2 separate regions of the Homo sapiens genome follow, and region 1 is linked to region 2. The links are chromatin contacts, found by Hi-C or POLR2A ChIA-PET in ENCODE. All regions are on one chromosome and are shown on one strand. The core of a region is the stretch at or near the end of the contact, and the rest is flanking DNA. Distances in the headings are between cores, read along the strand shown.

The links. Hi-C counts contacts between places; a loop is a spot of excess contacts on that map. ChIA-PET counts read pairs that join two places held with the same protein, here RNA polymerase II (POLR2A). Pooled maps may share reads with other maps.
Region 1: a pooled map shows a loop between it and region 2 (8-fold over the local background). The contact joins the enhancer-like site here to the promoter of SPATA17 in region 2. A Hi-C loop is called at or near these places in 1 of 37 single-sample maps with no recorded cell type and 3 of 50 pooled maps. POLR2A ChIA-PET finds 5 or more read pairs at or near these places in 1 of 52 experiments (endothelial cell of umbilical vein).

The regions. Positions count from the first base shown.
Region 1 is chr1:224,496,860-224,504,193 of GRCh38, reverse strand. It overlaps a transcript of CNIH3 not described here. Among named protein-coding and RNA genes, the nearest start is that of WDR26, 66 kb to the right of the region's middle. RefSeq lists enhancers at 2,951-3,451, 3,452-3,952, 5,328-5,859, 5,935-6,134, 5,860-6,389. Within about 2 kb of position 5,878, at least 30 of the 41 ENCODE cell types and tissues checked have a DNase peak (open chromatin) inside an H3K27ac peak, as active enhancers do; they include endothelial cell of umbilical vein, where a contact is called at or near this core.
Region 2 is chr1:217,628,658-217,635,340 of GRCh38, reverse strand. It overlaps SPATA17 (spermatogenesis associated 17), which reads right to left and starts at 3,997. Exons shown (of 11, transcript NM_138796.4): 1 at 3,895-3,997. The coding sequence starts at 3,962. GPATCH2 (G-patch domain containing 2) reads left to right here and starts at 4,251. Exons shown (of 10, transcript NM_018040.5): 1 at 4,251-4,425. The coding sequence starts at 4,370. RefSeq lists enhancers at 3,973-4,212, 4,243-4,312.

The DNA.
Region 1 (7,334 bases), core at 4,629-7,128, 6.9 Mb before region 2:
GACCAAGGTCAGCTAACATGTGGCAACAGTAGGGTTTCAGGTTTGAACCTAGGTCTAACTCGGGAAGGCATCATCCATACAGTCCTCAAAACAGCCTGTTTAAGTAAGTAGGGCAAGTACTGTATCCATTTTTCAGATGAAGAAACTGAGACTTAAAGGGAGCAAGGAAATGAATAATTTAACTCCACTAATAACTAAACCAGGTTTTATCACCCAGTCCTCAAGTCCCCTCCACCCCACCTCCAAGTTTGCCTTCCCAGGCCTGAGGGCGTCTCTGTCCCGGCACCCCTCCCTCCTGGAGCGGCCAGAGGCCTCAGAGCCTGTGGTTGCTGTGGCCTACAGCACAGCGTGCCCGAGCCTGCAGGGCTGGGCCTGTTATTCCACAGTAGTTGGCACTCCCACGGCAATCCCTGCCAGAGGGCTGGGTCGGGTTTCCTGTCTATCTCCCTTGCCACAGCTGTGTTTTCAATAGGGAAGTCGCCTGCTGCCTCTCCTGGGGGAGGACCACACTCCACCTCCCCTTGCTAAACACCAGGCAGCCCTGTGCGGTTGCCAGGGTTGTGTGAGGATAAGATTAGGAGGGGACCCGCCCCTGTGCAGGCCTGAGCAGCTGGACAACCGCCCATGAGACACGGGCTTCCCCGAGGCCCAGGCTGTCACCTCGGCTCTGGGAGGCCCGGTGGGGTTGCAGACAGCAGCGACAGCCCTCCTCCTGCAGGGGAGCCACCTGGCTGTTTCAGAGTGAGAGTCCAGGCTGCCTGTGGGGTCAAAACAGGAGGAAGAAGGAAATAAGAGGGGGGAGGGTGACAGAGACAAGAGGAACAAAGACAGAAGCAAGGGAGGAAAAGACAGAGAGGAATTAGGGCCAAAAGACCGACAAGGGAAGGAGATGTGGAACACTCTGCGGTCCTGGCTTTCAGCAAGTGCAGCACCCGTGCCTCAGGCTCTCCCTAGCTGATAGGAATTTTAATTACACACAATTAAATTGTATATGACATTTAGTACATTGTGTTCTAAATAGTGTATTGGATTTGAATACAAACTAAAGGCCATCTTCTTTCTCATCCTCCTCCCAAAAAGGTGGTGACTTCATCCGTGCAGAAGTCTCCCAGGTTTCCTCCGCCCCTGCCCCCACCTCCCTCCCTCCCTCCCTCCCCGGGAGAGCTGTTTGCCTTCCTTCTGCCCTTCTGGGGTTGGCACCCAGCTGTTTCTTCCCTCCTCCTCCTCCCTCACCCTCCAAAGCTCCGATCCCATCACCTTAGCCTGTGTTCTACCCCCTGTCAACTCACAGGCTTTCAACATCTCACCCTTCCCTCCACCTTTTATGTCTCTGGGCTCTGTTCCCCACCATTCATATGGTGTTTAAATCCACGGCTTCCTTTCAGTGGTTAGAGAAGGGATAAAAGCTTCCCTTTATGTTTGCCAGTGTTTAAATTGCTTCTGAAAACACCCAGCGGTGAAAACTATGAAAAGGGGACAGTCTTTTCAGCTGATTGTTTATGTAGAACTCGGCAGGGAATGTAAGCAGGGGGGTTGCTCAGTAATTACTGGACTCCATTCCCCTGGCACGGGCCCCGCCCTCCCTAACTCTAGAGGTGGAATGGCAATCCACCTCCCCACGCTGCAGGTTACACTGGTGCAAGAGTGCCTAGACCAGGAGGAAGGCTGTTCGTTCTGCTCATGCAAGCCAGGAGGCTCTGGAAACAGGCAAAGTGGGTTTAGCGATAAAGAAATAGGCCAGCCTCCAAATAAAAGGCTTTCGGCTCTTGCTCCATGGCTGTGCCTTTCAGGAGAGCTGGGCTTTCGGCTCCAAAGGCTGCCCTTCTCCTCTTTCCTCCATGCTGTCCACATGGAGTCTCTATCACGAGATACTTCTGCTGACCAGCTACGTTCACAGAGATCATTTCTGGCTGCAATCTCACTCACACCACTTATTTTATCCCAGTAGATGTTTGTTTCGGCCCCTAATTTCCATTCCCTTGGGCCAGTAAAGTGACTTGATTCCCTCTGTTTCTGAGGACCCCAAGAAAACCAGGGCTTCACTCTCCGGGAGCCGTATCTGCAGCACTCCTGGGTTCTGCCCACAAGTGGTATCCTCAGGGAAGACCCCTCTGGGCAAACCATTCTGAACAAGGCCCAGAGGATCCTCTGCTCACCTGCCCTCCCCACATTCTTCAGCACCTCCCTCCAGTTGCTCATGAAGCCTCCAGGTCCTCTGCCCCTCCACCCTACCTTCCTCCAGCCTCCTCACCACAGAATCATCTCCAACAGGGACCCCTCTTCCAGGAAAGTAGCTGGTCACAAACAAATTTCTGTATAAAGCAGTGGCTCACGCCTGTAATCCTAGCACTTTGGGAGGCCGAGGCAGGTGGATTGCCTGAGCTCAGGAGTTTGAGACCAGCCTGGGCAACACAGTAAAACCCCGTCTCTACTAAAATACAAAAAATTAGCTGGGCGTGGTGGCACGCACCTGTAATCCCAGCTACTCCAGAGGCTGAGACAGGAAAATCGCTTGAACCTGGGAGACGGAGGTTGTAGTGAGCCGAGATCGCGCCACTGCACTCCAGCCTGGGCGACAGAGCGAGATTCCATCTCCAAAAAAAAAAAAAATTCTGTATAAAACATTATCATGATTAAGAACATGAACTCTGGGGTTAAAAAAAAAAAATATATATATATATATATATAGGTTCAAGCCTATGCTGCTGTCTGCTGAGCATGTGACCTTGGGCAATTCGCTTATATCACTCTAAGCTCCAGGACCCTCATCTGTAAACTGGATACAATAATAATAGTATCTGCCTCATGGTGCTGTTGTCAAGATTAAATGAGATTAAATAAAATTATGAGAAGAATTCTTTACAAAGTGCCTTTCACCCAGTAAGCTCTCAATAATGATAGTATTATTGCCCATGACCATTTATTCAACACTCTTAAACCCCTACAATGAACAAAGTATGACTCCGCCTACCTCAAGTGTCTTTCTGTTCAATATAGGAGTCAAATATACAAACAAGTGGACATAAAACAAAGCAGAATTAGTAAATGCACATGAGATAGAAACATGATATGCTTTAGAGAGTAGAGAGATGAAAAAAAAGATTACTGTTTCCAGAACAGAAGAGGCACAGCAGCAGAGGTGGCCCACGAGCAAGGCTTTGAAGCATAAGCAGGGCTCTGATCAGTGGAAGCAGATGGTAGGTTCCAGGAAGTGGCAGAAGGGGAGGCATGGAGATGTGATGGTGCAGGGTGTGTGGAATGCACAGATGCCGGCTGCTTCCTCGGGTTCCAGCCCCCCTTCTTCCATCCTAGCAGCCTCATTGTCCACTTAGGCATCCACTGCATTGTGGGGAGTCTTGAGGTCAAGGGAAATCGTGCAGCAGGTAGCCACTCAGCACATCCCAGCCCACTGGCGACTGGGGTTGGTGCAGGGGCAGATGTACGTCAGAAACAAGTCTACTCAGATTAAAGATCAGTCATGAATGCTGGGGAAAAGTCATTCTTTTTTTTTTTTCTTTGCTTTTTTGTCTCACTCTGTCGCCCAGCAGGTTGGAGTGCAGTGGCACAATCTCGCCTCACTGCAACCTCCGCCCCCTGAGTTCAAGCCATCCTCCCTCCTCAGCCTCCCAAGCAGCTGGGACCACAGATGCATGCCACCAAGCCTGACTAAGTTTTTGTATTTTTGGTAGAGATAGAGTTTCGTCATGTTGGCCAGGCTGGTTTCCAACTCCTGAGTTCAAGCTATCTGCCTGCCTCGGCCTCCCAAAGTGCTGGGATTACAGGCATGAACTGTTGCACCAGCCAAGTCATTCTTTCTTTAGAGACATGAGATGAAGGCTGCTGGCAACCATTTTGGGACCATGAGAATTAGGAAGAAATTGTGGCCAGGCACAGTGGCTCAGTTTGTAATCACAGCACTTTGGGAGGCTGAGGTGGGAGGATGACTTGAGACCAGGAGTTCAAGAGACCAGTCTGAGCAACATAAGGAGACACTATCTCTATAAAAAAAAAAAATTGTTTTAATTAGTCAGGCTTGATGGTGCAGGCCTGTAGTCCCAGCTACTAAGGAGGCTGAGGTGGGAGGATCACTTGAGCCCAGGAGGTCAAGGCTACAGTGAGCCATGATTGTGCCACTACACTTCAGCCTAGGAGACACAGTAAGATCCTGTCTCAAAAAGAAAAAAGAAAAAAGAAAGAAAGGAATTAGATCCTTGGGGAATTGTTGAGCCTTACCCAAAGCCCCACTCTGACACTAGATTTCTTTTTCTTTTCTTTTTTCTTTTTTTTTTTTTGGTAGAGATAGGATGTCGCTATGTTGCCCAGGCTGGTCTTGAACTCCTGGCCTCAAGCGATCCTCCTGCCTCAGCCTCCCAAAGTGCTGGGATTACAGGTGTGAGCCACAGTGCCCAGTCAGCTGACTCTAGACTTCTTTTGTCCCAGAAGCAAATAACGGCGTGTATTGTATAAGGCAGTTGAGCTATGCTTTTCAGTTTCTTGATGTTCAAAAAATGACCCGAAATAGAGAGTTATAAAAAATTGAAACTAGAAAGGTATTAGAGGGTTAAATCATGAAAGGCTTTCCTTGCCCCATTCTAAGGCATTAGACTTTATGCAGGCAGTAGGAAATCCCATTGAAAACTGTTGAGGAGGGAGGTGGCACATCAAATCTGTTTTAGGAAATTGATGGCAGGATGAAAGATAGACTGGAAGGGAGAGGGATTAGAAGCAAACCAACAAAAACAACGATTGATTAGTCATGAGTCTCGGCTGGTAAAGGACATTTTATCAAATATCTCCAGATGTCCACATGGCCTGGAGTGGGGAAGAGTAAGAAAGCAGAGATACCTATGGCAACCTCTCTTCTTATCAGAACCAATGGCCTGCCCTTCACCCTTAAGAGCTTAGTGTATACAGCAGAGAGTCCAAATCCTAATACTGTATTACAATACCTCAGAAGGCTACCCAGTTGTCATAGAAGCTTCAAACAACAGGAAATTTTTAATTTTAAAACAAAGTCCATTTTAATTTAAATTTTTAACTAACATTTTTAAAAGGCGGGGAGTAGGATACAACCCCAAAACAATAAGCTTTAACGGAGTGTCTTCACTACCAAAAGTTTGTGAATCACTGATCTAAATCATGGCACTCCCAGCACCCCTTCCCGGAGCGGGTGCCAGTCCTGGCATGGGTTCCCAGCCCTCTGGGGAGCTACTGGTGTGCTAAAGCTTTGCAGTGCCTGCGGACAGGAAGAGGCTCCAGAGCTCCCAGAGCTCCCATCCTCAGATCCACAAAAAAATGCGAATCTCTCCTAGAGCAATGTAAGTGTCTTGATTCCTCTTCCTGTCGCCTTTCCCCGCTGCCCTTTCTGCTGCACTGTTGCAGCACTGGGCTGATGACGCCAGGGCAGTGAAGGTTCCTTGCCCCCCGCATCTTCCCCTGTGCTGAAGCAGCGCATGGTAACCTGGCTGCCCGTGTTCTGATGCATTCTCCATTCTTTCCCACAGGCACACTCCCACCTGCATTCCAAACTGACTGTTTCATTTACATAATTCCAATAGCTTTCACTGCCAGCTTCCTGTTTTTGTAAACTCATGTAGAATTTTTTAGTTTCATAAGAAACAAGGGCCCCAGCTCACAATCACCCTCTACCAACATAGTTTATCTGCATCAAAGAAGACAGGGAAGCTTCTGTCCATTGGTTTCCCTTCTTATTTTAGAAATAGAAGCTTAAAAAACACCCCAGTGGTTTCCAATCCAGAGAGTTGCATATAAGCTTTTGACTTTACTGGTTACTGGCTTCCTGTTAACTGAAAGAAGTTTCAAGCTGAGTCAGAGAAGAGAACCGGGCCCAGCAGTGATTCATTAGTGTTGCTAATGACACCCCTACCGCCACCACCATCACTGCTGCTTTTGCTGGGGCTGCTGGGGCCTCCATGTTAGCCTAATCCTAAGAGAGCAAGAAACTGAAGCCATTGTCCTGATTTTCTCTTCCAGATGGCATTGCAGTGGCAGCAGTGAGCACAGGCCAAGCAAGACTGGCCTTGAGATGAGGAGGCCAGATGGGCCCTGAATCAGGGTGGTTTCAGGATGCCCAGGAAGGCACTGCTGCTGCAGAATAACTTCCCCCTCTCCCTGCCCTCCCTTTGCACAGTGCCTGAAGATTCTTCCTCCTTCTGAGCTTTTCTGGTCTTCCTGTAAGATACAAATACAGCTTAAAAGGGCTGCTCATACCCTAATATGATTAATGTGATGAGCTCACTTTGGAAAATACTAATCACTTGAGACATGCAGATGGAAGAGATGCTGAATTATAACCCAAAAGACTACCAGGCCAGAAAAGACAGTCAGGAAAGAGATGCAAGTGTCAACTACTTCTCAGTTTTGCCCAGATCCGGGCTTCACTGCAGGGTCATAGTCAGGAGCATCTGACCACCATACAGCCAGCAGTGCAGGAAGTGTTCAGCACTCTTCAGCCATGACTCTAGTTTAGGGATTTCTCTCAGTGCCAAGATCCTCCTGGAGGGCTCCAACAAACAGCAACACATAAAAAAAGTTGCTTTAGAAATGCATCTATAACAACAAAGGGTTCCCAACCCATATTCTTGCAGCTAAGTCTGTCATATGCATTATCTTATCTAATCTTCACAGCAACCTAGGAAACATCACTTCTCCTGATTCTACAGATGAACAGTGAAGATGATGCCACAAGTAAATTTCTGACTTAAAATATCATATTCCATCACAGTATAATTGATTAATTCCTAGACTTTAAAAATCAACATATCATTCACATAACATAAAATCTATCATTTTTTAAAGTAAACATAAAATCTATCATTTGTTAAAGTATACAGTTCAGTGGTTTTTAGTATATTCACTATGTTGTGCAAACATCACCACTAGCTAATTCTAGAACATTTTCATCACCCCAGGAAGAAATCTTGTACCTATTAGCAGTCACTCCCAATTCCTCCCTATGCCTCTCTCCCTGACAACCACTCCTCTACTTTCTGTCTCTATAGATTTGCCTATTTGAACATTTCATATTAATGGAATCATAAAATGTAGTTTTTTTGTGACTGGCTTCTTTCACTGCATGTTTTCAAGAGTCATCCATGTTGTAGCATATAATAGTACTTCATTCCTTTTTATGGCTGCATAATATTCCATTGTATGGATATACCACATTTTGTTTATCCATTCATCCATCAAAGAACACTTGAGTTGCTTCCCCCTTTCAGCTATTGTGAATAACGCTGCTATGAACATTATTGTACAAGTTTTTGTGTGGACATATGTTTTCAATTACCTTGGGAATTCCTAGAGTTTTTATA
Region 2 (6,683 bases), core at 2,748-5,247:
TATTATGTCTCCATAATACATATGTATAAAAGCAAGCTGTACCTGGACTGCCTTGGGCACATGACATCAGGGCTTCCTAAGGCTGTGTCATGGGTGCATCCTTAACCTTGGCAAAATAAACTTTCTAAATTGACTGAAGCCTGTCTCAGATATTTTGGGTTCACCCACACTATAGAAACACAGTGGAAGAGGAACATTCTAACTTATTCCTATTAGAATTTGACAGATTTGATGAAATTTAAATAAGAATATGGGGAAAATGAACAACATGATCAATAAACATATACTGAACTCTTTTCTCCACAAAGTACAGTGTAGTGTATAGTATAAATGACCAATAAGTCACAAAGAAAATCTCATAGTTTGGAAGAACAGAAATGAAGCTAGGAATTACTAGAGAAAGTTAACAACAACAACAACAACAACAACAACAACAACAACAAAAAGGCCAATACTCTGTCAAGTGACAATGGAACTGCCACTGGAAAACTGTAACTGAGACAGTGAAAGAGATCTGACCTAACCAACTCCATCTTGCTTCTAACCTTCAAGCTGTCCTCGTTCATTCCTGACATAGGCTGAACTAACTTTGCCAGGAACTTAGTTTATAGTTTAAAACAAAGATGATAATAGGCCTTTCCCAAGGCAAACCCCCTTCTTGCCTGGGGACTAGACTGCCTTTGTTGGAATAACAAATTAGTTAAAAGATTAGAAATTATGGTTTGGGAGTCACGCAGCTGGAGGCTATAAGATTCTGACCCTCCCTAAATGGCTCCTGGGGATAATATCAGTATTGTAAAACCTAAGATCAGTGCTAGAGATATTTTGCAGATGCTGCACTTGATGGATCAGCTGGCACCACCCAGATTGATAAACTGGCTCTGACCTTGTGGCCCCCACCCCAGAATTGACTCAGTGCAAGAAGACAGGTTCCACCCTCTATGATTTCATCTCTGACCCAACCAATCAGCCCTCCTGACTCACTGGCCTCACACTAACCCATCAAATCATACTTAAAAACTCTGATCCCCTAATGCTCAGGGAGACAGATTTCAGTAACAATAAAACTCTGGTCTCCCACACAACCGGGTCTGTGTGAATTATTCTTTCTTTATTGCAATTGCCGTCTTGATAAATTGGCTCTGTCTAGGCAACAGGCAAGGTGAACCCACTGGGAAGTTACAACAACTGCCTACTATCTTTTGTTCACCTTATGTCCAGGACAAAATTTTCAGTCTCTTTGATGGGCTGGCCAAAACATAAACACACACCAAACATTCCCTGTGGGAGCAACTTTCCAGAGTATTATGTCAGTCGGGCAACCCACACTCCTCCTATTCTTTGTAGTTCAAAATCTCCTCCTGTATTTGCTGCTCACTTCTTGGAGTTCCAGATCCTTCCTCTTTGTTAGGCAGAGGAGCTTCTCGTTTCCACATTGGACTTCCAGGCCTCACAGGACTCAGATACTAACCTAAACACTTAGGAATGTATTTTCTCAACCAAGTCATCTTTCAGCTTCAGCGTTATTCTGATGCTAGCCATTAGGAAGAAGCCTTTTTGTCCGTACCTTGTTACGAAAACAGAAGACATTGAAAGAAACCAAGGAGACTTTAAATTGTTTCCCACAACTCTGTTCCCTACATGTTAACGGATTTGGGACAGTACACTCAAGCCATTTGGACCTCTGGATCTTGGTGCTTGTTGCAATTTAATTAAATCAGCTTAATGGGAAGAAAATTTTGTTTAGTGACAGTGAACAGCGGAGGTTTTAGAGTTAGATTAGTTGGCTCTGATAATTCATAATTGACCTCAAGACATCCGCCTGCCCTGGCCTCCCAACGTGCTGGGATTACAGGCCTGAGCCACTGTGCCTGGCCAATTAATTGTTTGTTTGGCACTTCATCAGGCTTTTCTAGAACATTGTTCTATAGCTCTAAAAATATAGATTATCTAATAAATAGATAATTTCTACATTAACTTATAACATTGTGATAACCAAGTGAAATATCATATGTAGTTGTTCCTGGTGCAATCCCTCATATATAATCAGTCCTCAAAAAATACTGGTTGTTTCCCTTTCTGTCCATGTTACTCTATTGTTGTTATTATTTATTTATTTATTTATTTATTTATTTATTTATTTGAGACAGAGTCTTGCTCTGTCGCCCAGGCTGGAGTGCAGTATTGCGATCTCGGCTCACTACAACCTCTGCCTCCTGGGTTCAACTGATTCTCTTGCCTCAGCTTCCAGAGTAGCTGGGACTACAGGCGTGCACCACCATGCCTGGCTGATTTTTGTAATTTTAGGAGAGACAGGGTTTTGCCATGTTGGCCAGTCTGGTCTGGAACTTCTGCCCTCAAGTGATCCATCTGCCTCTGCCTCCCAAAGTGCTGGGATTACAGGCATGAGCCACTGAGCCCAGCTAGTATTGTAATTATTTTTTAAAAGCCTATATTCCATACAAGGATGTGAACATCATGATGGATGGGGCTTATTTCATTTATATATGTCATAAATACAGCACCTGCCACATACTCTAAATAAATAGATAATTTCTATGTTTAGCTATTGTTAGTATGTTTACTTAAACCAGGGCTACAGATTTATTGAAAAATTCATTAATGTGAGTCTTCAACAATTATTGTGTTACTATTATTTGTATGGGGCTATCATAGACGTTGGAGACAAAAATAATGGTGAGCAAAATAAGAGACACTGTCTCTGCTACTAGTTTAAGAGGGGAGATAGATATTATCTCATAAAAGAATGTAAAATTGAATTGTGATCAGTGCTGTAAGAGAGGTACGTTGTGAAATAATGATGTAGTAGGTGAGATAAACGTTAGAATAAAAGCAGCTCAGCAAGACCCTATCTCATTGACATATTTTCCATTGGTCTGTCATGTCACTGTATTCCATAATAGTCTAATTCACTTTTTTGCAGTTTCTTTTAAGTTACAAAAACTCCTGGGGCAATGCTTCTTTAAAATGAAACTCTTCCTGGGCAAGAAGTTTGGCTGTAGGGAGATGAAGAAGACTGCTAGTGGTTTTCTTACCCGTTATCTATTAATTAATATATTGGTACTAGTTACCGTGTCAGAATGGTTTAGACACTTTCATTTTATTTTATTTTATTTATATTTATTTATTTATTTATTGAGACAGGGTCTTAATTTGTCACCCAGGCTGGAGTGCAGTGGTACAATGTCGGGTCACTGCAACCTCTGCCTCCCAGGTTCAAGCGATTCTCCTGCCTCAGCCTCCGGACTAGCTGGGATGACAGGCATGTGCCACCATGCCCGGCTAGTTTTTGTATTTTTAATAGAGACGGGGTTTCACCATGTTGTCCTGGTTGGTCTAGAACTCCTGGCCTCAGGTGATTCGCCCCCCTCGGCCTCCCAAAGTGCTGGGATTACAGGCGTGAGCCACCACACCCGGCAGATACGTTCATTTTAAAAAGGCGAATGAGTCATAGAACAATTGAGTTTAGTGATGTTTGTAAAATAACGGAGGCTCAAATCCCTAGGTAGATGGGACACAATCTGAGTTCATTGGGCTAGTGAGTCAGGGTGACCCCCAGTCAGGGTATTGAACATAGGTTTCATCAAATTGCAGAGTGGTGATGTCGAAGAAAAAAAGCACTTTACAATTTTATCTATGCTGGGAGTTTCCTTAAATCATCTCACACTGAATATCTACGGCCCCTCTCTATTTAGAATTTCGTTGTATGGTAACAGAAACTCCCAATTATGTTTGCAGCCCATTAAGGGAAGAATTGGGTACTACTTAATGAATTAGGGTAATCGTTAAATCGTTAATTGGAAACTCCCGCTGAGGAACAACTGGTATAAAGTCACGCCCGCCCTTTACGCGATCCTTCTCTTCCTGACTTACCTGTTCCTAAAGTAGTACTGATTTCCTACAGTCGACGACCTAGCTTGCAGCCGGGCTAACGTGGCCATGGTCTCTTGGCCTTGGGTTTACAACTGGTGTTACTACCGGTCTCCATGGTAACTGGGCTAAACCATAGCTCACTCCCGGGGTTCGACTTTTTGTTCACTCCTCTTTTCTCTCATGCTGCTTTGACTTTAAGAGCACTAAAAAGAGAATTAAGAAATTTCTGTGTAGCACAAAAGTTTAATTTATTTGTCTCTGTCTCTACTGCGAGTAGGAAGAGGGGATTATAGGAAGGGGAAAGCAGTAAACGCGGAGAACTAATGGTTGCTCCGGGCATCCGGTTTCCGCCGCCTGTCGGCTTCCGGAAGCTCATCTCAAAATGCTGAACTGCTCTTTGGAAGTCGCCGGTGCTGTTGTAGTTGGAGTCTGTTCACGGGCCTGAGCTTCGAGGCCAGGCTCCCGGGTGTCGTTAATGTTCGGGGCCGCCGGGCGCCAACCGATCGGAGCTCCAGCAGCCGGGAACAGCTGGTGAGGCTGGCGGCCCTGGGGAGGGGGAGGTCAGGGAAGGGTGTGATTGCCCGAGGCCGCTCCGCTGGACCTGGAATGGAGGCGGGAGGGAGCTGTGATGGATGATCTGAAGACATCTAGGCCTTGCTCTCACTCATTCCTGGGATGCACGCAGTTTGAGGGAGCTCTTGGGTGTGTGCCAAAGATTTGTGAAAGAATACAGTAAATGTTTTCTGATTGCTTGTTTAACAATATTTTAGAAGTCAAGCTTCCTGTACTCCAGGAGCAATTCATCTCCTCATTGATTGTTGACAACACTAGGGACAGGAAGAATTTATCTTAATCCGGGCCTTATTCCCCACTCCTCTTTCAATATTTACCAGATTATACCAAGTCTTTTGGAAGATAAATTCCAGAAATCTAGAGTTCTGGAAGTTCAATCGTGGAAAACACATCACCCTCTCACCCCCTTTTTTAAAGAGAGAGGGTAACCTACCTGTTTCCACCCTCTTGAACATTCTATTCAAGTTAAAGTGAGATATGTATGGGGGCTTTCCAAGAACCTATAACTGTCAGGATTAAGTTTGGGGCTTGACTATGTCTATGGTATCATGTTAGAATAATATATTGCTTTGACTTTTCAAAGTATTTCCACAAATTAATACACTTTATCCTATGACAGCCTTGTGATAGCAGAATATCACAAGCACAGAAAATTCAAGTACCGTGTCCAAAGTTGCCCTGTACATTTTAATCCTAGAGCTAGAATCCTGATTTGGGGATTTCTAGTTGAACACTCTGTATTATCTGTCCTGTTTTTCTCCCAAGCCCTTTTCCTCCAAACATAACATAAGACAACCAGTGACACAAACAAGCAATTTCCCATTGAAAATCCTCAAACATAAAGTTCTGACCAACAGGTGAAAGAAATGTGGCTAAATGGTGCGTGTTCATTCCTAGATTCTGCAAAAATTAGAACATGAGGAATTCTAGTAGTCTGTGATCTCAGATAATTGCTTTTCCATCACCTATCACTGAAAAGTTAAAAGAATACCTTATCCAAAATATTTCTAGTTGGACCTGATCATCCTGTAGTTAATTTTATAGTGAATATAGATTTGATTATACTATTTGTAAATTATTACATTTTCCAGTGAGAAAAGTAGGGAGCATTTTTTAAATGAACCAGTTTTTAATGGTATAACTAGCATAGAATGAAATGCACAATTTTTACAGGCTTAATTTTATTAGTTTTGGCAATTGCATATACTTATGTAAACACCACACAAAACAAGATAATGGATTTGTCCATCACCCCACAGTTCCCTCTCAAGGATACCTGTCTTAATGTTTCACTGTTCATTATCTTGGTTAAGTCAGGGAGACAAAATGTCCTATGTAGATTGGTCTGCTCTTCCTAGGGTGCTATTGATTTGTAGGGTAGGTGACTACATCAGAATGTGATTGATTCTCTCAACTTCTTTTACCTTTAAAATCATGGTTAGGTACTGAGAGAAACCTCCTTCAATTCTCTTTAAAGGCTCGCTTGTCATACAACTCACCATTTCTTATGGCACCAGAGTATAACAAAGTGGTAGCACTTAGTATTTTTGAATGAAATTCTAAAGTCATTCCTGTTCTGTCAGAATGAATATGTTCCAGAAAACTGGATCTTTATTTTCTAGTCTATCTGTATGACTATCTGTATGACTATCTGGAATGTAAAAATTCCAGATTTCTTAATGGAATTTTCTTCTTCATTAATTGAACAGATATTTACTATATAAGTATGTTTGATCCCAGTAATAAATTCCAGTCCCACTGGGAATACTGCTACTAAGCAGTTAATTAGGTGCCAGGTTTTACAAATATGTGTCATCTCATGTAAATCTTTTGAGGTAGGTGTATCATTCTTTGCATTTTAGATAAGGTGACACAGAAGCAAAGATGGTTTAAGTAACTGGCCTAAGTATCATATTTGCAGGATGATTCCAGTATACCCCCCCAAAATTCTTAACCACTTTTATATGTTGCCTATGTGTCTGAATGAGATATAATATCTCAAGGAATATGTAACCTAGCAGTTAGATGCCCAAATTTGTTAACCAGTCTGGATTTTCTGACTTATTTAGCTCCCATCTTGACTTTTTCAACTTCTCCAGTGTGGACGTTGCTGTTTCAATTTTTAGGCACCAAATGGGTAAATGTGGATAATTTCTGTATTCAACTATGGTATTCTTTTTTTTTTTTTTTTAACTTTATTATGTGGCTTTGCTTAA